Regions from separate parts of the Homo sapiens genome. Here region 1 is linked to region 2. A link is a loop called in an ENCODE intact Hi-C map of the cell type or tissue named here. Cell type or tissue: chondrocyte. All regions are shown on one strand. Each heading gives the region's core, and the rest is flanking DNA. Links, peaks and the distances in the headings are about the cores only.

Region 1 (11,548 bases), core at 1,698-9,697, 86 kb after region 2:
CCAAGATGCAGTGGGAGGAGTGCTTGGACTCCTGTTCCTGGTGGTTGGTGCAGTGATGGTCTCTGCTGCCCTCCATGCAGTGGGAGGCCTCCCTTGGGGCTAATTGTTAGTGAACCTGCCTCCCAGTCATCTCCTTCCCAGTGTTTAGTGTTGCCAGGCTTTCCCCGCAATCTGGCAGGTGCGAATGGCCTGTTATTGTTGTTTTAAACTCCCCTGAGATTTATACAGCTATTTTCCTTGAGATCCTGGGCAGGGATTAAGTAGGAAGATGGTATTTAGGGGCTGAAGGTGGACACTGAAGGTGCCCTCACTGATCTTGACTCTAGGTTTGTCCAGGGTCAGATGGTGGAGGAGGTATGCAGGAGCCTCCTATCTGCTTTAAGTAATTCTGTGTTTCAGGAGGTGAACACCAGAAGGTATTTCAATCTTCTTCACCTGTCTTATCATTAGTGGAGTGTCCTCTCAGATTTAAGCAGAAAGTTTTCTGTCCACCTGAGTCATCTGTATGCCTGCAAGCAATGCTGTGGCTTCATGGTTCCATTAGTGAAAATTTGTAGTTGGGGTGGAGGAGGGTACTATCAATTGCCATTTAAAACTGGAAATGTCATTTAGAAATATTTGAATTTTTTAAAATGTCCAAACCACACCTATCACCTTTGTGTACCTGTTCTTTGTGTTTTAAATATGCATCTCATAGACACACTCCTGCTTACTTAAGTCCTGAGGGTTTTCAACTTTCATTTCAACCTTCACGTGATGGTTAATTGTATGTGTCAGCTTGGCTGGGCCAGATAGTTGGTTCTACATTATTCTGGGTGTTTCTGTAAGGTCAGGGGTGGGGTTTGGATGAGATGAACATTTAACTTAGTAAAATGAGTAAAGCAGATTGTCCTCCATAATGGGCTGGACTTCATCCCATCAGTTGAAGGCTAGAATCAAAGGCCTGAAACAAAGGCTGATCCAAGTAAGAGAAAAGTCTCCTGCCTAAGGGCCTTCAAAATAGGACAGGACATTGGCTTTGCAGATTTTAGACCTGCTAGTCTCCATAATTCCATGAGAAAATTTCTCACAATAACTCAGTCTGTCTTTCTCTCTCTCTCTCATTAGATAGATATATGATAGATTAGATAGATAGATAGATAGATAGATAGATAGATAGATAGATGATAGATAGATCGATAGATCGATAGATGATAGATATAGATTAGATATTTCTCCTTGTTTCTGTTTCTCTGGGGAACCCTGACAAATACAATGGGGAAAAACAGAAAAGACCCAGAAATTTGGCCAACAAGGCACTGTCACGTGGCATAGGTGTTGCAGGGCCCCTCAACCCACCCGGCTGATGTGCCTGGCACAGGTGGGCATACACCTTGGCCCCTCTCTGCTTCCATTTTCCTATCCCATTAAAGAGTGGTTGGACTGGATGGTCCCTGCAGACTCTTTTAATTCTAATGTTCCAGGTTCCTTGAGATGCTGAGTTACTGAGAAGTGAACACAGCCAAGCCTCTACACAATTTCCACCTTCTGAATTGGCATGGGGAATGTCCACTCCAGCACCCCCACCAAAAAAGAGGTTAACAGCAGATGTTGGCAAGGATGTGGGGAAATAGGCAGGAGAAGGCTTCTAAACAGAGGGAACAGCATGATCAAAGGCACAGGGGTGGGAAATTGCTCACTGGATTCAGGGAAAGGAGTGGCCTAGGGGTGGCGGGATCACTAGGTGTGTAGAGGGAGGAATTTTGAGGTACGCACAGCCCTTTGTGGTTTCCAAGGCCCTTTCACGCTCTTCTCATAACCACAGCATGAGATCAATATTTTTTAATGCTTATTTTACAGAAAAAGAAACTGAGGCTCAGAGAGCAGAAGCTACTTTTCTAGGGTCATATGGCTGGGAATCAGCAGGGCTGAGATTTGAACCCAAATCTATCTGTGCTTTTCCTGATACCACAGAGCTTTAGAGGCTGTATGACTGACCATACCTAGAAACCTATTTTGCATTTTCCTAATGACAAAGGCATGTGCTATTTGTTAGACTAGCCATACAGTTGTTCTGATTCCACTGTCAAAGTGGGGGAGAAACAAATCCATCATCACTTCATCCAAGGCATTTTTATTTTTATTCCCTCTTCTGCCAGCCCCCTGGGGAGCCTGGCAAGGGAGGCATATTTTGATTCTAACTGTGCTGTGTACATCCGTGCCCGCCTGCATGTGCACAAGGTGAAGGAGAGAGTATAACTTTATTCTCGCTTGGGGGCAACTGGTTATGTCTGGAAACATTCGAACATCCCATAAAGCTCATTTCTTTTGCAAATGAGTCAGATAACACAGAATACTTCAAAGTGGAATTCCGCTGGGCTTTCCATCTGGCTGGCCTCTGGGGGAATGCGTGGTGCACTGCCTTTGTTAATCAGGTTCTGGGAGTTTGAATTTTATGCTGAAATACAAATAACTGTGCGTTTGTGGGGAACAAAGCCAAGATATGATCTCAACTGCATTTGGACCGAAATTCCCATCTCCTGCTAAATGCTCTCTACCTTCCACATGGAGAGCAACAAACCCTTTCTTGCTCCAAGCAGCTGTGCTCTTTTATCCCCTGCATCTAGGAAGGCAGGCGTGGTTGAGGCATGGCTGCTCACCCTGTGGCTGATTGCTGTTGTCTGTGTGAGCCTCGCTTTCCTGTTTGCATGCACTCCTATAGGCCCCCACAGTCTTCAGAGTCCAGTTCCCTGGACAGTCCTGTGAACTGGATTGCTCCAGTCCACCCTCCTTCTGGTTGGAGAGGCTGGGCAGCTTAAGATGACATTTCCCAGATGCCCTGTGGTGAGAATCATGGATGGGAAGTAAGTACCATCCATTGGGTACACTCGTATGAGTTTTGCAAATCAGAAGTGCAGAAGCCCCACTTTCCTGACCCCTGCTTGCTGTTCTTCCAGCAAGCAAGGCCACAGAAACACAGTTTCCCTGCAGCAGGGTTCCCTGTCCATTTTCCAGCTTGCTGGTACCCAGAGCCTTTTGCAGCAGCAGCTGCAACAGTGGAAGTTTTAGCTTTTGTATTCAAGCAGAGCCCCAGTGGGTTCTCAGAGGCATTAGCAACCCCAGTGGTCAGTTTTGTGCAGTCCTGAGAGTTCTTCCTGGAGCCAAGTCCTTTAACCCTCCCAATGACTGGGTAAGCACCCATGCCCTGGTTAAATCCTTTCCTGCCTAAGGAGCCAGTGGGATTTGTGTTCCCTGCGTTGAATCTGCTTGATACACCCCTAGCCTGGCTTTGATAAGAAATTCAGTCTCTTCCTAAATACAGTCATCTCTCTGAATCCAAAGAATGGTTGTGTCTATACTGAACACATACAGACTTTTTTTTATACAGTCATAATTCCCTAAACAATACCGTATAACAACTATTTACATCTCATTTACATTGTATTAGGTTTTTAAAATAATCTAGAGAAGATTTAAAGTATAGGGGAGGATGTGTACAGGTTATATGCAAATACTACGCCTTTTGATATCAGGGGCTTGAGTGTCTGTGAATTTTGGGATTTGTGAGCAGGTCCTGGAACCAATCCCCCAGAGAGCCAGGGAGAGCTGTGCTGCTTAGGATTTTTGCATCTGGGGTGGAGGTGGGGAATTTACATGTCATTGTCTGCTATCTCTTGTTCCAAAATTCCATAGTAGCTTCCACTCTGCCACCTTTGGTTGCCTCTTCACTATGTGTGTTAGTCAGGCTTCTCCTGAGAAACAGAGTCAGTGTGCGTGTGTGTGTGTGTGTGTGTGTGTGTGTGTGTGTGTGTAGAGGGAGAGAGATCTATTTTAAGGAACTGACTCACTCAAGTGTGTCCCCTCCCTCCCAGCTCCAGCTTGGGTGCTGCCCCTGCCTAGCTGAGGCCTCCACGCCGTGGCTCACCACATAGAGACACAGGTTTCTCCGTGTCTCCGGATCCATGGGATTTCCTTGATCGGCTCTGCCCCTGTGGATTCCTGGTGAGTCATGGCATCCTCTTTGCCTCCATTGCTCCCAATTATACAACAGAATGGTGGGTGCAGCCAGGCTCCTACCAGGACCCTGGGGCTTTTCAGGGGACCCTGCACCTGGGACCCTCCAGAAGCTTGGATTCCAGAGACCAGCTTCAAAATGAGACTCATGCCCACCAGAAGCTTTCCTCACATGGCCAGCCTGGGCTCCCACGGCAGGTTCTGGAGCCCTCTGATACATCCCTGTCTTCCTCTTCTGCTCAATGGCACCGACAGGGCAAATATGAGAGTCCCTGGCTCCTGTGAGCAGCCTTAGCTTCTGGGAGACTCCAGCAGCCCCCTCCAGAGTGGCTCAGCCAGCAGCCTCTGCTCAGTTCCCTTCAGGACAGCTCCTGGCAGCTCCCCTCGGCTTCCATTGGCTGAGGTTTCTTCCTCCTTTGCAGTGCTGGGCAGGACTCTGGGCTGCTCACCACCCCTGGGAAAGGAGCAAGGGAGTGGCCAAGCTGTCTGTGGGATGCGGCTTCAGGAGAGGGCCCACCACGAGAGAGCCAGAGTCACAGCCGGCGGCTCCATCAGAGGGCTGGACCCCTAGAGTGGGCTGGGCAGAGGGCTGCTCTCCTGCCTGCTCGTGATGTCTCTCAGTTCTGCACTCATTCTATTCCTCGTGCATCTTTGCATTCTGGTCTCAACAGCTCTCACGGTAGCATGTTGACTTCCCTGCTGACGCTATTGGTGGGTGTACAAAGGGCAGCCTGGCCTCATACCACCCACTGCACTTTGCTCAGCACTGTCAACACGGACACTCAGAGAGTAAGAAGGACCCTGCTTCTGCCCACAGCACCTTGGGGGCTTTCTCCAGGAGTCCCCTCCCTGTCGCTTCTATCCTGAGTCAGTCTTGGGGTTACCAGGGAGCAGGAAGCACACAGCACAAGGACAGAATGAGTGAAGCAGATGAAAGCCACTTGTGTAGCACCTGGCATCATCATAGGTGCTCAGCACTGAACCAGCAGGGGCTGGGAGGCAGAGAGAGAACCACACCACACACCCAGCTCCCCGCCTCCCAGGTCACGGCTCCGTTTTCTGTTGGGCCCTGTGTGCCTCACTAATGTCAGCATTTGCCAAACGGTGAACTGCAGAAATCACGTCAAATGTACATCTGACCCTAGATACGTGGCATCCCCCTACCCATGGCAAGCATCTTCTTGGTCTATTTCTTGGCTCAAGGAGTCTCTTTATGCCTTAGCACCTCCTTAATGGCCCAAGGTTCTAGACTTCTGCAGACAGCATGGCACTGCCTCCCCTTCATCAGCTCTGTGCTACTTCCAGCCCTGGCCTGCCTTGAGGCTTGAAGAGGAAACCCTGGGAGGCCCCATGGTGGAAAACGGAGAGGAATGGGCCAGGCCGAACCCTGGGCTTCTACCTCACTTTGCTCTGCCCAGCTGTGGGAACCCAGGAAGGTCACAGCTCAAGCATCAGTGTCCCATCTGCCACCGGAGAGGTTATGGGTCTCAAATGCCAGCCTCTGAGGCATTTGGTCCCCTCACCTCCTGGACACAAATAGAAAACTCACTGAGTCCTGCTTGCATTTACACACCGAGCTGGTCTTGTGATGTCTCCCCTTAGCATGGCTTTGTTCAATGTCCCTCTGCTTGTCACAGTGCCACTTATTATGCTCTGTCTAGACTGCCTAACAAGGCCGGGTGCAGTGGCTCACACCTGTAATCTCAGCACTCTGAGAGGCTGAGGCAGGCAGATCACTGGAGGTCAGGAGTTTGAGACCAGCCTTGCCAACCTGGTGAAACCCCATCTCTATGAAAAATACAAAAAATAGCTGGGCGTGGTGGCGCATGCCTGTAATGCCAGCTACTTGGGAGGCTGAGGCAGGAGAATCACTTGAACCCGGGAGGCAGAGGCTGCAGTGAGCCGAGATTGTGCCACTGCATGAGAGAGTGACAGTGTTGCAACAGTGAGAGAGACTCTGTTGCAAAAAAAAAAAATTTTAATAAAAATAAAAAACTGCCTCACAAAACTGAATGCCCAGGACGGGGAAGGTGTTGCTGAGCAGACGCCCTGTGGAAAGGCCAAGGGTGTTACTCAGCCATGGACACAGTGAAAGTGGGTGCCACCCACAACCATTCCCAAAGCTTGGCTCTATAAATCCTGGACCCCTGAGCCATCAATTTGAACACCCATGTATTTATGCCAAAGCATCCTTCCCTTTTCCAGCTGAGCTACAATACGAATTCAAGACTCCTGGCCATCTCCATATACCCTCTGCTTCAGAGACATTATTAAGCTACTTATAATTAGGAATAATAACGCCTGCAGATGCATTTTAATACAACCCACAAAAGGAGCTGTGTGGGTTTCTTCGTTCCCCAGCACGAAAGCAAACAACTCTTCCCCTGTTGTCTAGATCCAACTGCTTCACTTTCCAACAGCTGCTCTGACAGATGAGGGACAGGCAGAAGGTCAGAGTGAGCTGACCGACTTCCAGGCACAAAGGACAAAAGGATCTGAAATGTGGAGGGACTCATTGGAGGTCCCCGGCAGCTGGCTGAATTGTCTGGCTCTACACAGTGGGGAAACCGTGAGAAAGAGGGAGATGTCTCCTTTCAAACCTGGGCACTGGAACTTTCCTGGCTCTGACATCATCTTTTTTCTTCTTCTTTTTTAGTTTTATTTTACTTTAAGTTCTGGGATACATGTGCTGAATGTGCAGGTTTGTTACATAGGTATACATGTGCCATGGTGGTTTGCTGCACCCATCAAGCCATCATCTAGGTTTTAAGCCCCATATGCATTAGGTATTTGTCCTAATGCTCTCCCTCCCCTTGCTCTCTAACCCCCAACAGACCCCGATGTGTGATGTTCCCCTCCCGGTATCCATGTGTTCTCGTTGTTCAACTCCCACTTATGAGTGAGAACATGTGGTGTTTGGTTTTCTGTTCCTGTGTTAGTTTGCTGAGGATGATGGTTTCCAGCTTCATCCATGTCCCTGCAAAGGACCTGAACTCATTCTTTTTTATGGCTGCATAGTATTCCATGGTATATATGTGCCACATTTTCTTTATCCAGGATTATAAATCATTCTACTATAAAGACACATGCATACATATGTTTATTGCAGCACTTTTTGCTTTTTTACAATCAGCCTGCCAGAGGCTGGTCCACAGATTGTGGAAGCAGAAAGTGACCTTCCTCTCATCTGGTCCAACTCCCTCATTTTGGAAACTGAGGCTTGGAATGAGGAAGAGATTTGGCTTCAAATGTCAGTAGCCAAAGACTGGGCCCAAGGTAATTGAAATATAAATAATGCAATGATCATCTGCCCTCCCAGCATTCCCTCACGACAGCACCCAACTCTAGCTTTTGATGAAGGAGCCAAGACCCAGAGAGGTGGCATCATTTACCCCAATGGCATCGTATGACCAGCACAATGAAGGAAACCAAAGGGGTATTGTGACTTTTCCTCCCTCTTTCCCCTCCTTCTTTTGTTCTCTCCCTTCCCTTTCCTTCCCTTCCCATCTCTTCCTTCCTTCTCCATTTTCCTTCCCTCCCTCCAAACTTGTCTTTCTCTCTTCCTTTCTTTCTCTTCTCCTTCCTTCTTTCCTTTCTCCCTTTATTAAAAAAAAAAAAAGGTGTTCTTTTTCCATCCCACAGATTGGATGAAAAAAAAAGTTTAATGCATTTCAAAAATATTCATGCTCAAGGATCGTTCAAGACATCTGGACCTTTTAAAAAGTTGTTACAATTTTAATAAATAGGATGTATTTTAAAATATGTGAAAAAGACATTCCATTTAGTTAAGATCAGAAACTCGTTAAATTGCCTTTAAGATCATTTCTCTATTATATTTTTAACCAAGGTAAATTTCTAAGGGTTTTCGTTATATTATTTCCATATCGTTCTCCATAATCACATACATTTGATGCTTTCTAAAGCCTTCATAAATATCACTGAAAATATTTGTCCCTTTTTGTATTCTAAGTATAGCCCACATTCAGCAGACTTGTAGCAAACACACATTTAGGCAAGAGGATGAGGAGTGAGGAAACTAGATCCTGATGTCAGACAACTGAGCTGAAACTGGATTCCGGGACTGAGTGTGTGCCAGACCTCATCCAGGTGTGCAAATATGGAGGTATGCCTGGTCGCCACTCCAAGAGGCTTGCAAACTAAAGGCTCTAGGGACACGTGAATAAAAGGAGGAAGCAAGTATCCCAGGTGCTGTGAATCTCTCGAGAAGGGTAAGGGGCTGCTGAGGCAGGTCAGTTCCACTGGCGGCAGCCGGAGTGCAGCCAGAAGGAAACGCTCAGAGGTCCATGCAGGAGTTTTGCCAGAACCTTAAAACAAGTAGGCATCGGAAAAGGGCAGTGCAGGCAGCAGGAGCCACACAGTGGAAGGCTTAGTGGTATTGAAGAGCGTCCTGTGTCTAGGAGATAGCATGTGTCTCCCGTACAGGACTGGAGCCTAAGATACAGGCACAGGGAAAGGGATGAAGCATGGGGAGACTGAAACACTGATATTACGCACCTGAGCTGACACTCGATGCCAGCACTCAGATTCCCTGGCCATTCTGTTTTTTTAGCGAATCAAAATGTCCTGATCAATGTGCACCCTATTTCCCTGTGATCTGCACCCCCAGGGGCCTCCAAGGAGCAGATGGTGAGGATGGGTCAGTACTAAACCCCCGCCTGACCTGGCAGGTCCAGTGCCAACCACCAGGCTGCCAGTCAACGAGCAGGTCCCTACTCCTCTCTGGACTTCCGTGACCCCATCGGAATAGTGTAAGGCTCTTTTCAAAACCTGTCAGCTCTGACAGTCTCAGCTCCAGGATTCAAAAGTCAATGCAGGCCAGGCGCTGTGGCTCACACCTGTAATCCTAGCACTTTGGGAGGCTGAGGTGGGCAGATCACTTGAGAAAAGGAGGTTGAGACCAGCCTGGGCAACATGGCAAGACCTTGTCTCTATTAAATTAAAGATTAAAATAGAGTTTACAAATTAAAAAATGTCAACACAAAGTAAACTTTATACTTTGTGAGCTGAGCAGGTGGCCAGCTTGCCGCCCAGCTGCTCAGCCTGGCACCAATGGCTTGTCCTGCACCAGTGCTTGGCATGGGGTCAGGAGGACAGTTTGGGAAGAGTCTCCAGCAGACCGGCGTGCCTGGTCTCACAGATGACTTCCCAACCCCGTGCCAATGGGAAACCAACAGAGGCAAGTGGCCAGGGTGGAGAGCCTGGGAGGCAGAGCAGGTGGCCCTGGCACAGCAGGTCTGGGTAAGTCATGTCTGGGCATTGTTCTGGGGGCTGTCGGGCTGCTGGAGCAAGGGAAGGGAACACAGGCATGAATGTGTTCAGTGCACAATGGGAGAGGGTCTGGTAGGGGCAGGGGCACTGGATCAGGCCAGCTTTGCAAAGCAAGATTGCTGCCTGCAGACTGGACAAGGGACAGGCAAGGCCATAGCCAGTGCCCAGGTTCCCCGCCCTGCAATGTGGCTGCAGGAAGGATGGTCCACCAGGCAGGAGGAAAGGGGCTGAGGGACAGAAATTTACCTGTCAGAGGATAAGGAGGCAGGGGGCAGTGAAGATGGTAAGCTGATGGAAAGGGAGGTCATATCCAAGTTCTGTCATTGACTCCCTGAGTGACCCTGAACATGTCCTCCTCCTCTCTGACCCTCAGTTTCCTTGGAAACATAATGGGGATAATTGTTACTGGTTCTGCCTTACCCACAGGAATCTTGTGAAAAGACAAAATAATGAGCCAGATAATGGATGTTCCAGGGCTTGTAAATGGTCAAGGCTGGGCTAAGCCCCTGCCGCACTTGGCCTCATGGAATCCCAGCCTGTAGTCAATTCACAATTTCTCTGTGGCAGGATTGAGTGGCGACAATAGGTTGTGGAGGACTGTGTGTGGCTGTGGCCTATCTTGAAGCGGTATTTCCATGCCACTCATCAGGAAAAATTGGGAAAGACTTTAAAATGGGCAAAACATGATCACTAGATGTTCTTCTAAAGCATCCTTTTGGGTTATCTGCTCCTTTAACTGTTTTCAAGCTATCTTACAATTTTATATGTTGTAGACAACTGATAGCAATGCAAATAATTCCAGTCCATAGAAGTACAAATGAATTGGCCGTGTGCGGTGGCTCACGCCTGTAATCCCAGCACTTTGGGAGGCTAAGGCGGGCGGATCACAAGGGCAGGAGTTTGAGACCAGCCTGGCCAATATGGTGAAAGCCCATCTCTACTAAAAATACAAAAAAATTAGCCGGGCGTGGCGGCAGGGGCCTATAGCCCCAGCTACGTGGGAGGCTGAGGCAGGAGAATCGCTTGAACCCGGGAGGCAGAGGTTGCAGTGAGCCGAGATTGTGCCACTGCGCTCCAGCCTAGGCAACAGAGTAAGACTCCGTCTTTAAAAAAAAAAAAAAAAAGCACAAATGAATTTTACCCACTGGAGATGCAATTGCTTATTGCTCTGGGGATGTTGATGACATTTGTATCTATTTCAACATTCTTGATTGCCTACTTGTGCAGTTCTGTGAATTCTCCTTTGAGTGAGTTGTAACAGCGGATGGATCCCCTCATTTACTGAGTTAAATGAAGTGTTTGATACATGTTCTTTTTATATTTGAATCATTGTATTCATTTTCTATTGCTGCATAACCAATGACCATACATTTATCAGCCTAAAACAATACCCATTTGCTTGTTTGCGGTTCTGTAGGTCAGAAGCCTGAGCATGGGATGACCGTGTCCTCTGCTCGGGTCTGCTGAACTCAAGGTGTCAGCCAGGCTGCACTCCATTCTGGAGTCTCTGAGGGAAGAATCCACTTCTGAGTTCATTCAGCTTGTTGGCCAAATCCACCTCTTTGAGGCTGGAGGGTTGTAGAGCATTTCCTTTTCTCTAAGGCCCACAAAGCAACCTCTATTCATTCCTTAACACCCAACTCAAATATCAGGTCTTTGGGGAACCTTCCTTCAGCAGCAGCACAGCACAGCAGTGGGAAGAAAATGGGCTTTGAAGTTCATTGGAATTTTGCTTCTGCCATTTTCAAGCTGAGTGGCCTTGGGCAAATTATATAAGCTCTCTGAGCCTTTGTTTCCTCATCTGTAAACCAAGTACAATGCAGTCTTCGATAGTAAGTGCATCTGACTGACTGATAAGCAGAATAATAATAAAAGCAGTGACCACATATGGTATGCTTGCCATGTGCTGGACACTAAGCATGGCTAAGTGCTTTATATGCCTTTTTCACTTAATCTGCCTACCAACCCAATAAAGGAAATTCTATTATTACTCCATTTTGCTGATGAGAAAACTGAGGTTTAAATAAGTTGAACCCAGTCTTACCTGTCGCCAAATCCTGTGCCCTTGGTCATGATGACATATTCCTTCCTAAAAGGTACTCAAGAAATTGACATCCCCTTTCCCTCTCTCTTCCCCTCCATGCCCACCTCTGGACCATCAGAATTGCTTTTTCTTTCCATGTGTCCCCATAACCCTGTATACCCCAAGGCCTCTCTAATACCATGTAAGACACAGTATCAGATTTTTTTCATGTGTTTCTCTTTC
Region 2 (11,548 bases), core at 1,720-9,719:
GCCTATCATTTTCTTATTTTGATGTATCTTTTTCTGGTTTTGGTATCAGGGTAATACTGGCCTCATAGAATGAGTTTGGAAGTATTCCCTCCTCTATTTTTAGGAATAGTTTTAGTGGGATTGGGATTAGTTCTTTTTTTTTTTTTTTTTTTTTTTTTGAGACGGAGTCTCGCTCTGTCACCCAGGCTGGAGTGCAGTGGTACAATCTCGGCTCACTGCAAACTCTGCCTCCTGGGTTCATGCCATTCTCCTGCCTCAGCCTCCCGAGTAACTGGGACTACAGGCGCCCGCCACCGCACCCAGCTAATTTTTTGTATTTTTAGTAGAGACGAGGTTTCACCGTGTTAGCCAGGGTGGTCTTGATCTCCTGACCTCATGATCCGCCCACCTCGGTCTCCCAAAGTGCTGGGATTACAGGTGTGAGCCACCGCGCCTGGCTGGGATTAGTTCTTCTTTGAATGTTTGGTAGAATTCAGTAGTGAAGCCATTGGGTACTGGGCTTTTCTTTGCTGGGACTTTTTATTACAGCTTCAATCTCATTACTTGTTGTTGGGCTGTTCAGGCTTTGGGTTTCTTCATGTTTCAATCTTGATAGATTTCACGTGTCTAGGAATTTATCTGTTTCTTCTAGATCTTCTGATTTATTGGTGCATAGTTGTTCATAGTAGCCACTAATGATCCTTTGAATTTCTGTGGTATCAGTTGTAATGTCTCCTTTTTAATCTCTGATCTTATTTATTTAGGTCTTCTCTCCCTTTTTCTTTGGCTAAAGGTTTGTTCATTTATTTTTTCAAAAAAACAGCTTTTTGTTAAATTGATCTTTTGTATTGTTTTCTTCATTTCAATTTCATTTATTTCTGCTCTGATCTTTATTATTATTTTTCTTCTACTAATTTTGGGTTTGATTTGTTCTTGGTTTTATAGTTCTTTAAGATGCATCATTATTTATTTGAAGTTTTTCTTATTTTTTTGAGGCACTTATAACTATAAAATTCCATCTTTGTACTGCTTTTGCTGTATCCCATAGGTTTCGGTATGTTGTGTTTCTGTTATAATTTGTTTCCAAAAAATTTTTGATTTTATTCTTAATTCATTCACTGACCCACTGGTCATTCAGGAGTATATTGTTTAATTTCCATATATTTGTGCAGTTTCCAAAAATCCTCTTGTTATTGATTTCCAGTTTTATTCCATTGTGGTCAGAGAAAATGCTTGATATTATTTTAATTTTTGGGAATGTTTTAAGACTTGTTTTGTGACCTAATATATGATCTATCCTTGAGAATGATCCATGTGCTAAGGAAAAGAATCTGTATTCCGTAGCCCCTGGATGAAATGTTCTGTAAATATCTATTAGGTCCATTTGGTCTATGGTGCAAATTAAATCTAATGTTTCTTTGTTGATTTTCTGTCTGGAAGATTGGTCCAATGCTAATAGTGGGGTTTTGAAGTCTCAAGATATTTTTGTATTGGGCTCTATCTTTAGCTCTAATAATGTTTGCTTTATGTATCTGAGTGCTCCCATGTTGGGTGCTACATATTTAAAATTGTTATATTCTCCTGCTGAATTGATCCCTTTATCATTATATAGTGACCACCTTTGTCTCCTCTTACAGTTTTTGTCTTGAAATCTATTTTGTCTGACATAAATATAGCTAACAATAAAAGAAAATAAACAGCCTGAATAAACAGTCCAGAAATAAACTCACACATATATGGACAACTGATTTTTTTTACAAAGGTGCTAAGAAAAGACAACTTTTTAACAAAAGCTAGAACAACTAGATATTCACATGCAAAAAAACCCCACAAAACCAATAACTTACATCTGTACTTTGTACTATATACAAAAATTAACTCAAATGGATCAAAGACCTAATTGTAATCCTAAAACTATATTTTTAGAAAGAAGCATGAGAGGAAATCTTTGTAAACTCATATTAGGCAAAGATTTCTTAGCTATGTCACCAGAAGCACAGTCTATAAAAACAAATTTGAGGCTGGCACGGTGGGCTCATGCCTGTAATCCCAGCACTGTGGGAGGCCGAGGCCGGTGGATCACCTAAGGTCAGGAGTTTGAGACCAGCCTGGCCAACACGGCAAAACCCCGTCTCTACTAAAAATACAAAAATTAGCTGGGCGTGGTGGCATGCACCTGTAATCCCAGCTACTCAGGAGGCTGAGGAAGGAGAATCACTTGAACCCAGAAGGCAGAGGTTGCAGTCAGCTGAGATCGTGCCACTGCACTCCAGCCTGGGTGACAGAGCAAGATGTCATCTCATAAATAAATAAATAAATAAATAAATAACAAAAATTTGATAAATTGGATTTAATCAAGTTAAAAACTTCTCTTCAAAAGACATTGTTATGAGAGCAAAAAGATAAGCAACAGTCTGGAAATGATATTTGGGATTCATATATCCGATAAAGGATATGTATCGAGAATATGGAAATCTCAAAATCTAATAATAAGAAAACAAAAAATCCCACTTAAAAGTGGACAAAAGAGTGGTACAGATGCTTCAAAGAAGGCAAATTAGAACATAAGATGCTCATTATCATTAGTTATCAGGGAAATCAAATTTAAAACCACAGTAAGATACCACTGTGTACTTATCAGAAAGGCTAAATGTCAAAAGACTGTCCATACCAAGTGTTGTTGAGAATGTGGAGAAATTGGAGCTCTCATCCACTGCTGATGTTGATGTAAAATTGTACTACTATATTGGAAAATAACTTGGCATTTCTCAAAAAGTTATACTTTATGATCCAGCCATCCTACTCTGAGGTGTTTACCCAAGACAAATGAAAGTATATGTGCATTAAAATATTTGCACACAAATATTCATAGCAGCATTATTTGTCACTCAACAGGTAAATGGATAAATTATAGCACATCCATACAATGGAATGCTATTCTGCAATAGAAAGGAACAGACTATTGATAGAAATGTGGTGCCTACCTCAGAATGAATCTTAAAATAATCATGCTGCAGAAACAAGACAGACAAAAAAAGAATACATGCTGTATGATTTCACTTGTATAAAATTCTAGGAAATGCAAACTAATCTGTAGTGACAGAAAGCCAACCAGTGAGGATGAGGTGGGGAGGGATTATGAAGAACAAGAGGAAAGCTCTGGGGATGAAGGAGAAGCTCACGGTCTTGGTGATGGTTTCGTGGGTGTAAACATATGTCAAATCTTATCAAGTTGTATACTTTAAATATGTACAGTGTATTCATGTGAATTATATTTCATAAAGCTGTTAAGTATAGTTGAGTCTTAATGAGGCATATACCAAAAACAACAAAAATTCTTGAACCTTGTCCTTGATCTACTGATACACATTACCTGGGAGGGAGGCTCAAGGCTGCAGTTTTGCAGTTCTGACACACACACCACCACTTGAAAGCCTCTGGTCCATGGAGCTGAAATTCCTCCCAGTGGCCTTGCCAGGCTCCCTTTTTCTCTACCTGCTTCCCATGAAAGCCTCAGGTTTCCCAGTCCCCATTTCATTCTCTGAGCTCCGGCCCACCCAGCTGTCTGAGGTTCCCTGACGGGCCCAGGCTCTTGGCCTCTGGGCCTTTGTAGCTGCTGTGTCCTCCCCCTGGAGCACCCCTGTGCTCTTCTTCAGTTGACTGGTTCCCAATGGTGCTTCAAAACCCTGCTCAGGAGGCACCACCTCTGGAACGCCTTCCGGACACCCCGCCCCAGGTTGGAGGCTCCATCTTTTCCACTAGCTTTCCCTGTGAACCTCTCCGAACTTTGGTTTCTTGATCTCTAAACTGAGCTTAAAAATAATGCCTACCTCACAGGATTGTTTTGAAGACTCAATGAGATAATGTAAACTTTTTAGCATAGTTGTTGGTGCATATTAGAATTCAACAAACAGTGGCCACTCTGGTGTGGCTGGTGCTATTATTATTCTCCATCACTCTTGTCATCTTCTCCTCCTTGTGTCCCTGGAGGCCTCTGAAAATGTCCCACAGAGCACACTGGTGGCTGCTGTTCAGTCACTTGTCTGCTTCCTCCCCTAGACCATGACTTCCCTGAGGACAGGGGTGCACCACAAGCATTCAGTGAGTTCAGTCCACAACACTTATTGAGCAGCCTCTGGGAGCCAGACCCTATCCCAGGTGCTGGGGACACAAAAATTAGGAGGAAGGCAATGAACATCAGAAGTGAAGGTGGCAGAGAGGTGCCAGAGGGGAGTGTTAGGAGCACAGATTTCTGAGCCATCTGCTCCATCACATGTAGCTGTGTGACTTTAGATAAGATACTTAACCTCTCTGTTCCTCAGTTGCCTCATCTGTAAAAGGTGGGGGGTAAATAATGCCTATCTTGCTAGGTTGTTGTATCATTTTCTTTTCTTTCCTTTTTTTTTTTTTTTGAGATGGAGTCTTGCTTTGTCTCCAAGGCTGGAGTGCTGTGGCATGATCTCAGCTCACTGCAACCTCCGCCTCCTGGGTTCAAGCACTTCTCCTGCCTCAGCCTCCCGAGTAGCTGGGACTACAGGTGCACACCACCATGCCTGACTAATTTTTGTATTTTTAGTAGAGATGGGGTTTCACCATGTTGGTGTGGCCAAGGCTGGTCTCGAACTCCTGACCTCAGGTGATCCGCCCACCTCGGCCTCCCAAAGTGCTGGGATTACAGGTTTGAGCCACCGTGCCTGGCCTGTATCATTTTATTTCATGTTAACACATAGTCTTGCTCAACTAGGTAATACTTTTTTTTTTTTTTTTTTTTGAGATAATCTCACTCTGTCGCCCAGGCTGGAGTGCAGTGGTGTGATCTCGGCTCACTGCAACTGCCGCCTCCTGGGTTCAAGCGATTCTCCTGCCTCAGCCTCCTGAGTAGCTGGGATTACAGGCGCCCGCCACCACACCCAGCTAATTTGTGTATTTTTAGTAGAGACGGGGTTTCACCATGTTGGCCAGGCTGGTCTGAACTCCTGACCTCAGGCGATCCGCCCACCTCGGCCTCCCAGAGTTCTGAGATTACAGGCGTGAGCCACCGCGCCCGGCCCAATGAGATAATATCTGTAAAACATTCAGAACAAAGGACACTGAGTATCCACTGGATTTGGCAGTTAGCAGTGCATCAGAGAGATGTGGAGAGAGCTGCTTTAGAGGAAGCAGAAGCCAAAGTGCAGGGATGGGGAAGTGAGTGACTGGAAGGGATGAGAAAGGGGAGTGGAGACAGCCCCCTGAGAGCTATTGGGCGCAACAAGAGAGAGGGTAGTTTGATGGAGAGGGCGTTATTGACAGGAAGGTGCCAGTAGGATGGGAGTGACTGCAGATACAGGAGAGACGAAGGAGAACAGAGTAAGGGGGCGGGGGCTGGACTGCCTGCATCCAGGTGCAAGGGGAGGTGAGGGGGGGGTCGGCAGGGAGGGAGGGGGCTCGTTCATACCTGCTGCCGGGGTGCTCTGTATCCTCAAGTGGAGCAAACTCATCTGTGGAGGGAGAGAAGAGTGGCGAATGGAGCGGGGGGGGGGGGGGGCTCCGGGAGGGCGGGGGAAGTGTGAAGTAGCTCTTAAGTGGAGTGGGGGAGGGTTAGAAAAGACGGTGACAGGCGGTGCTAAGCAGAGACCAGAATCTGGAAGGGTGCCAGGTTGTGGGTGTGGGGGAGGGGGCTGTTCCGCCGCAGCTGCAGCTACAGCCAGGAGGTGAGGGTGAGGAAGCTGGAGGGAGGCATGACTTTTGGAGTGGGCGGGCTCACCGGGAGGATGACCAACTAGATGGTCCAGATTGCCTGGAAATGGAAAGTCCCTCATCCCAGGAATGCCTGAGGCCAAACAAACCAGTAGAGTTGGTCACCTACTGCAGAGTGATGAAACCCTGGCCCCCACGGGGGTGAGCGTGCTGGCTTTGTGATCGGCGCTAGGATGCAGGCTGGGGGTGGTGTGGGGGTGTAAGGGTAGCCTGGACACTCAGGAAATAGGACTGGGGGGTTGGGAGGGAGGTTAAGGACCTAAGGGTGTCACTCACCTGTCTTCCTGGTTCCTGAATAGTGCCTGGCCTTCCACCAGGCACTAAATATTTTTCCAGAGACTGTGAAACCAGACATTCTTACTACTTTTAATTTTTGCCATAGTCACATAGCTTCTGCGTTAACGTAATATTCTTTAAAATCAGCTCTTTAACAAGTATGTCTAAAAGGAAACACCCTTTACCCTATATGGACAAAAAGAAACCACACAGAGCCCCACCACCAAGCATATATTGGCGGCTAACTGGATCTGCTGCTTGACAAGGGAACTGCGGTGCCCAGGGCTGCTGTCTGTCTGTTACCCTGGGAGATGAGTCGGCTTGAGAGAGGCATGGACGATGTGCTCGCACCCAACGGAGCCCTTTCTCCTTGAGCTGCTGAGAAGAATGGGGCTTGAAAGAGGGACAGCTTTGCTGTGTGACTGAATTCCATGTTCCTTTACTACCTGCGATCATCTTGCTTCCCTCACTTCGGAAAATGCTGTGATAAAGTGATTGAGACTATAGGTTCTCTTAGTGTTCTTAAGAGTCAATAACAGCTGTGCATTTATTATTTTATTTTTTCAGGCTGAGTCTTGCTCTGTTGTCCAAGCTGGGGTACAGTGGTGTGATTTTGCAGTGAGCTGCAGCCTCAACCTCTGGGGCTCAAGCGATCTTCCCACCTCAGCCTCCTGAGTAGCTGGGATTACAGGTGTGAACCGCCGCACCCAGCCTCAGCTGTGCGTTTAAATACCAAGATGTCATTTGGGTGGCATTTTTGGGGGGTCATGTATAGGCTTAGAGAATGTTGCAGCTGAAAAGATCCCTGAGGACTCAATTGATCTGACACCCCCCCATCTCTGCTTCCTTCCTTCCTTTTTTAAAGGAAGGGAAGTAGAAACTGAAGCCCACAGAGGGCAGAGACTTAGCCAGAGCCTCGGAAACAGAGCTGGGACTAACCCCCACCCTCCTAGCTCGGCCAGCAGACCCGGTTAGCTACTTCTCCCACTTTCTCCGCACTTGGCCTTCGGAGACTATTTTGCTGCTTGATTTCTGATTTCTTGTCAGCTGTGATTAATGAGGAAATCTCCTGCATACACGATTTTCAGCTGTACCCGGTTTACGGCAAACAGATTAGATCATTTAAGTCAGAATAATACTATTTAGCAAAGCTGGATTTAGAGCTGGCAGAAATTAAGATTAAAGATAAAAAAAATAGAGTGAGAATCATAGATCAACACCTGAAAAATCTTGCTGCCTGTACACATCCCTAATTGAGAAGTATGTGAAAGATTCCATCCGTGAAATTCAATTATCATGCAAGCCAGAGGAAGTGGCTTCCCTGGGGAAAAAAACCAGGCAGCCCAAATCAAAACAGCCCCACCTGTCTGTTTTCGTGTCAAAAGAGTGAGAAAGCCTGCCTGGCTGATGATGAAATATGGACGATATGCATCAACTTGATGAAAATGTCCAGGGGTCCCTTTCTATAATGGGATTATCTCTCGAGCTCCTCCATCAGAAGTTAGCCTGGAAAAACGTTTGAGGCTTCATAGATACTGAGGGCAGACTGGCACCTGCACCCCATTCCTGACACCCTTTCTCCCAGCTTCAGAGTGGGTGGGACTGGATGGAACTGGAAGACAAAAGGAGCTCTCAAGCCCTGAGCCCCTTCCATGGATGAGGGGCTTCTTAACTGGAGCAATCAGCAGGAAAATCTCACAACTGTAATGATTACAAATGAGCCAGTGGTAATTGACCCGCCTTTTAACTGCAAGGAGGGATGCAGGGTTGGGGCGGGGGTTCTTCAGCACTTGCTTTGTCTCTCGGATTCCAGAGAGATTCACACTGCAATCCTGGATCTGCAGAAGAGCTGGATGGAGTTTCTTTTTGGTTAACTGCTGTGCGTGGTCATGGTGGTAAATACAGGCTTATTCCCCTCTGGGGCTTAGAGGCGTACAATTTGCAAAGTGCTTTCACATTCATCAACTCAGAACATTCGACTCAGAAAACCCTGAGATAATGTTTCCCATTATACAGATGAAGAGGCGGAGGTTAAACGATTGGCTTCATCTGTTTGAAAAATCCGTGCTGGATTCCGATCTAATGTGTGTTTGGTGCTACGCTGGTCCATTTAGAGAAAGGCGCCATCTCAGTCTCTCAGGAGCAGGCATTCTGGTGGGGAGGATTAGACGCTGACTTATGTGATCATCACCGAAGGTCAAATGTGATAGGGCCATCGGGGAGGGGTGCTTAGGGAGAGGTCAAAGATGAAAAAGACTGCTTGATGGAGAAACCCTCCCCAAGGGCCAGGGCCAAGCCTGTCTCTACGGCAGTTGTAGCTCCAGTACTTGGCACAAAGCAGGTTTCAAAAGCATCAGTTGAATAAATGAATGAATGAATGAATGATAGTGGTGCCTCTTAAGATAGACCTTAAAGGATGTAAAGAATTTGGGGAATTTGAAGAAAAGCAAGTAAGTTGGGAATTATTACCGGGAGAATAGAGGAAGTAAATCGTAGGATATCAAAATTGCAATAATATTGGGTTTGCTGAATCTGTGCTGAGTATGAACAAGCTCTGGCTGATGTTAACAATGTGGTTTTGCTAATCCCTGCTGCATTGTCTCATGGATGGTGACAGTCAGGTCTCTCCTTCACACTCCTCCCTCTTCTCCCAAAGTCACTGGGAAAATTGCTTTGCAGACCATCTGTGCCTCTTTGAGTGACTTAGAGGTTTCAAATTAGTTTCTCCAGGTATTATTTTGAATTCTAGTGGCTTGCTCCAGATCAGGGCAGGACTAAGGGGAGAGGAGAGATGCTCAGGAGGGGGAGAAATATCTGAGTTTGATTGGAGACTCATGATATCTTTGGTGTACAATCAAAATCGGTGAAGGTGGTTCTTGATGTGAACTGTGTATTTTGAGTCCTCAAGGAACACTGCCTATCCCTGCCTGGAAGGAAGGGTCTAGTGTCAGGATAGACTCCCTGGTACTACCTGGGAGGAGCCCCCTCAACCACTCTCCCTGAACTGGAAGGGATGGGGAACATGGTGTCGTCTCCAGCTTGAGCCATAATGTTCACCTTTGTGATATGGGACAAGAGGGCCCTACAGGCTCAGGGTCATCATGAAAGGCAACAACTTTATAAAAGGGAAGAAGGAGTAAGGAAAACCTGCCTGTCCCTAATTATAGAGTTATCATGTCCAACATCTAACCTAAAAATAACAGTGGACTTGTCAAGCCCTGATCAGGAGGTACTTACTGGGAAAATCTGATAGTCACATTTCAGGGTGGGCTGGTTCTTCTCTATTTGTAATCCCTTCCAGGGCCATCCTCTGACTTTCTCCACCCTGCCCTGTCTCTGGGGGGCTGACCCACATGGATGGTATCATCTGGGCTCCTTTGCCCTCAGGCATTAGGTTGGGTTCAGTCCATGGGAGGCACTTGGGCGATCGGAGAAGGAGAGAAGGAATAGTCAGGGTAGCTCTTCCCTGCTCCCTTCTTGCTTTAAGATCATGTCATGGCAGGGTCTGGGTCCTTCTGTGACCATGGTGTGCCAGGCAGCCACAACCTTCACCTCCCAGGTTCAAGTGATTCTCACACCTCAGCCTCCTAAGTAGCTGGAATTACAGGCACATGACATCAAGCCTGGCTAACTTTTGTATTTTTAGTAGACATCGAGTTTTGCCATCTTGACCAGGCTGATCTCAAACTCCTGGCCTCAAGTGATCCATCTGCATTGAGCTCCCAAAGTGCTGGGATTACAGGCATGAGCCACTGGCCCCTGCCTCACTAGGCCCTGCCTCACTAGGCTCTGCCTCACTAGGCTCTTAAGAAGAGCATTCCAGGCCTGGTGCAGCGGCTCATGCTTGTAATCCCCGCACTTTGGGAGGCCGAGGCAGGTAGATCATGAAGTCAGGCATTCGAGACCAGCCTGACCAACATGGTGAAACTCCGTCTCTATTAAAAATACAAAAATTAGCCAGGTGTCGTGACGGGTGTCTGTAATCCCAGCTACTCGGGAGGCTGAGGCAGGAGAATCGCTTGAACCCGGGAGTTGGAGGTTGCAATGAGCCGAGATTGCACCACTGCACTCCAGCCTGGCCAACAGAGTGAGACTCCATCAAAAAATAAATAAATAAATAAATAAAAATAAATAAATCAGCATTCCTTCTCTTAGCCCCTTCAGGCCTAGGGGTGTCAGTGGCTCCCACTGTTGCTAGTGTCTGGGTGCCGCAACATCCTGCTTACACCTCTGTAGTGGTCCCTTCCTTCGAGTGTCTTCTTTGAATTGACTTATTTTTTCCTGCTAAGATCCTGCCTCATAGGTGCCTGGAGAACAGGCTCCTGCCTTGTTCATCTCCACAACCCCTGGGTCAGACTGCAGAGCCTGGGCTCCTACTGTGTAACAGGCAGCCAGAGTCCATCAGAAATTGGCTTGAAATTCTCCTATCTCTTGGGCCCTTAGGGTTAGGGCTGCTGCTTTGGGTGTACGGCGCCTGTTTCACTCCCAGGAGCTTAGCCTTGTGATTTCTAGAGATGCCAAGTATATTATGTGGCTCACATGGGGGCAGGTGAGAAAAGCTACTGTCAGTGAAGACAAAGACCTTACCCTGCCTTCAAGCTTAGCATGTCTAAGTGGAAGCAGGTTTCATGAGAGAAGAAACAATGAACTTTTAGGGTTGGATAGAGTTGGGTTCAAATCTTTGATCCTCCTCTTATACACTGGGCAGCCTTGGGCAGGCCACTTCTCTCTGAGTCCTCGTATGTAACTGGGAGTGACAATAGTCTCCTCACTCCAACGCCACCATAAGCATTACACATGGTCATGGACAGGAAGGGCTGGGATGGGGGCCTGGTCCTCATGCCCTTCAAGTGCGCATCCTCAGATCTTTCCCCTCTTGATGCTTGTAGCAGTTTCACAATCTCCACCTTCCTCGCTCCCCTACAAAATGGCTTTCATGATACTATATCCCCAGTGCAGCCTTTTGTGATAAGATGGACTCAAAGCCCCAAATTCCATTCCGAGGAAAAGCCAGTGCTCCCCAAGATCACTCTAAATCCCCAGAGGACTTTCCCCTGGTCACCTTTGGCTCTGAGTGAGTTCCCTTTCTGAATCATCTTTTTATCTCACCAGTGCTGTTTCTTTCCTACGCTGTTGTGGAGGTGGAAAATACAGCCCTTTTCATTATTTTCACAAAAATAAGCAGACTTTCCCCAAATAGAGTAAAACTTGCACTTGGCCATCATAGCCTCTTGGCCTCCAGAGCCCATTTCTTCCCCCTCCTCTCACCTCCTCCCAGGATTCCCCCTGGGAACTCCAAATTCTCACTTTCTTGCACTGGGGCTCTGCAGCTTTGTCCAGTCCCCGCTCTGGAATTTTGCAGGACCTACCTTTGCCTGCCTGGGTCTACCGAGTGTACACAAGAACAAAAGGGCCTTTAATCTCCCGGCTCCTCTCCCATCCGAGTGCAGCTGTGCCTGTGAACAATGACATTGTCCCTGCAGGACATACCCAGGGTGGGGCACCAGGTAAGGCCCAAGTGTAAAATTCCACGTGCTATCGACTCACCTGCCAT

What was found. A loop is a pair of places that touch in the nucleus more often than their neighbours do. Peaks named below come from ENCODE experiments on the same cell type or tissue, not always from the same donor. Only the 100,000 strongest peaks of a DNase experiment are listed, where the experiment ranks them.
Region 1: it touches region 2 in a loop (2.0-fold over the local background); 3 of 110 quality-filtered maps call a loop at or near these places.

What each region holds. Positions count from the first base shown.
Region 1 is chr9:38,307,173-38,318,720 of GRCh38, forward strand. LOC107987065 (a long non-coding RNA gene) reads left to right here and starts at 8,951. Exons shown (of 3, transcript XR_001746670.2): 1 at 8,951-9,252. RefSeq lists enhancers at 3,743-4,301, 9,232-9,731. In chondrocyte, for the core only: no CTCF peak of the experiment used is centred there; no DNase peak of the experiment used is centred there.
Region 2 is chr9:38,221,569-38,233,116 of GRCh38, forward strand. It overlaps LOC107987064 (a long non-coding RNA gene), which reads right to left and starts at 5,479. Exons shown (of 2, transcript XR_001746667.2): 1 at 5,417-5,479. RefSeq lists a silencer at 5,484-5,778. In chondrocyte, for the core only: no CTCF peak of the experiment used is centred there; a DNase peak (open chromatin) is centred at 5,698.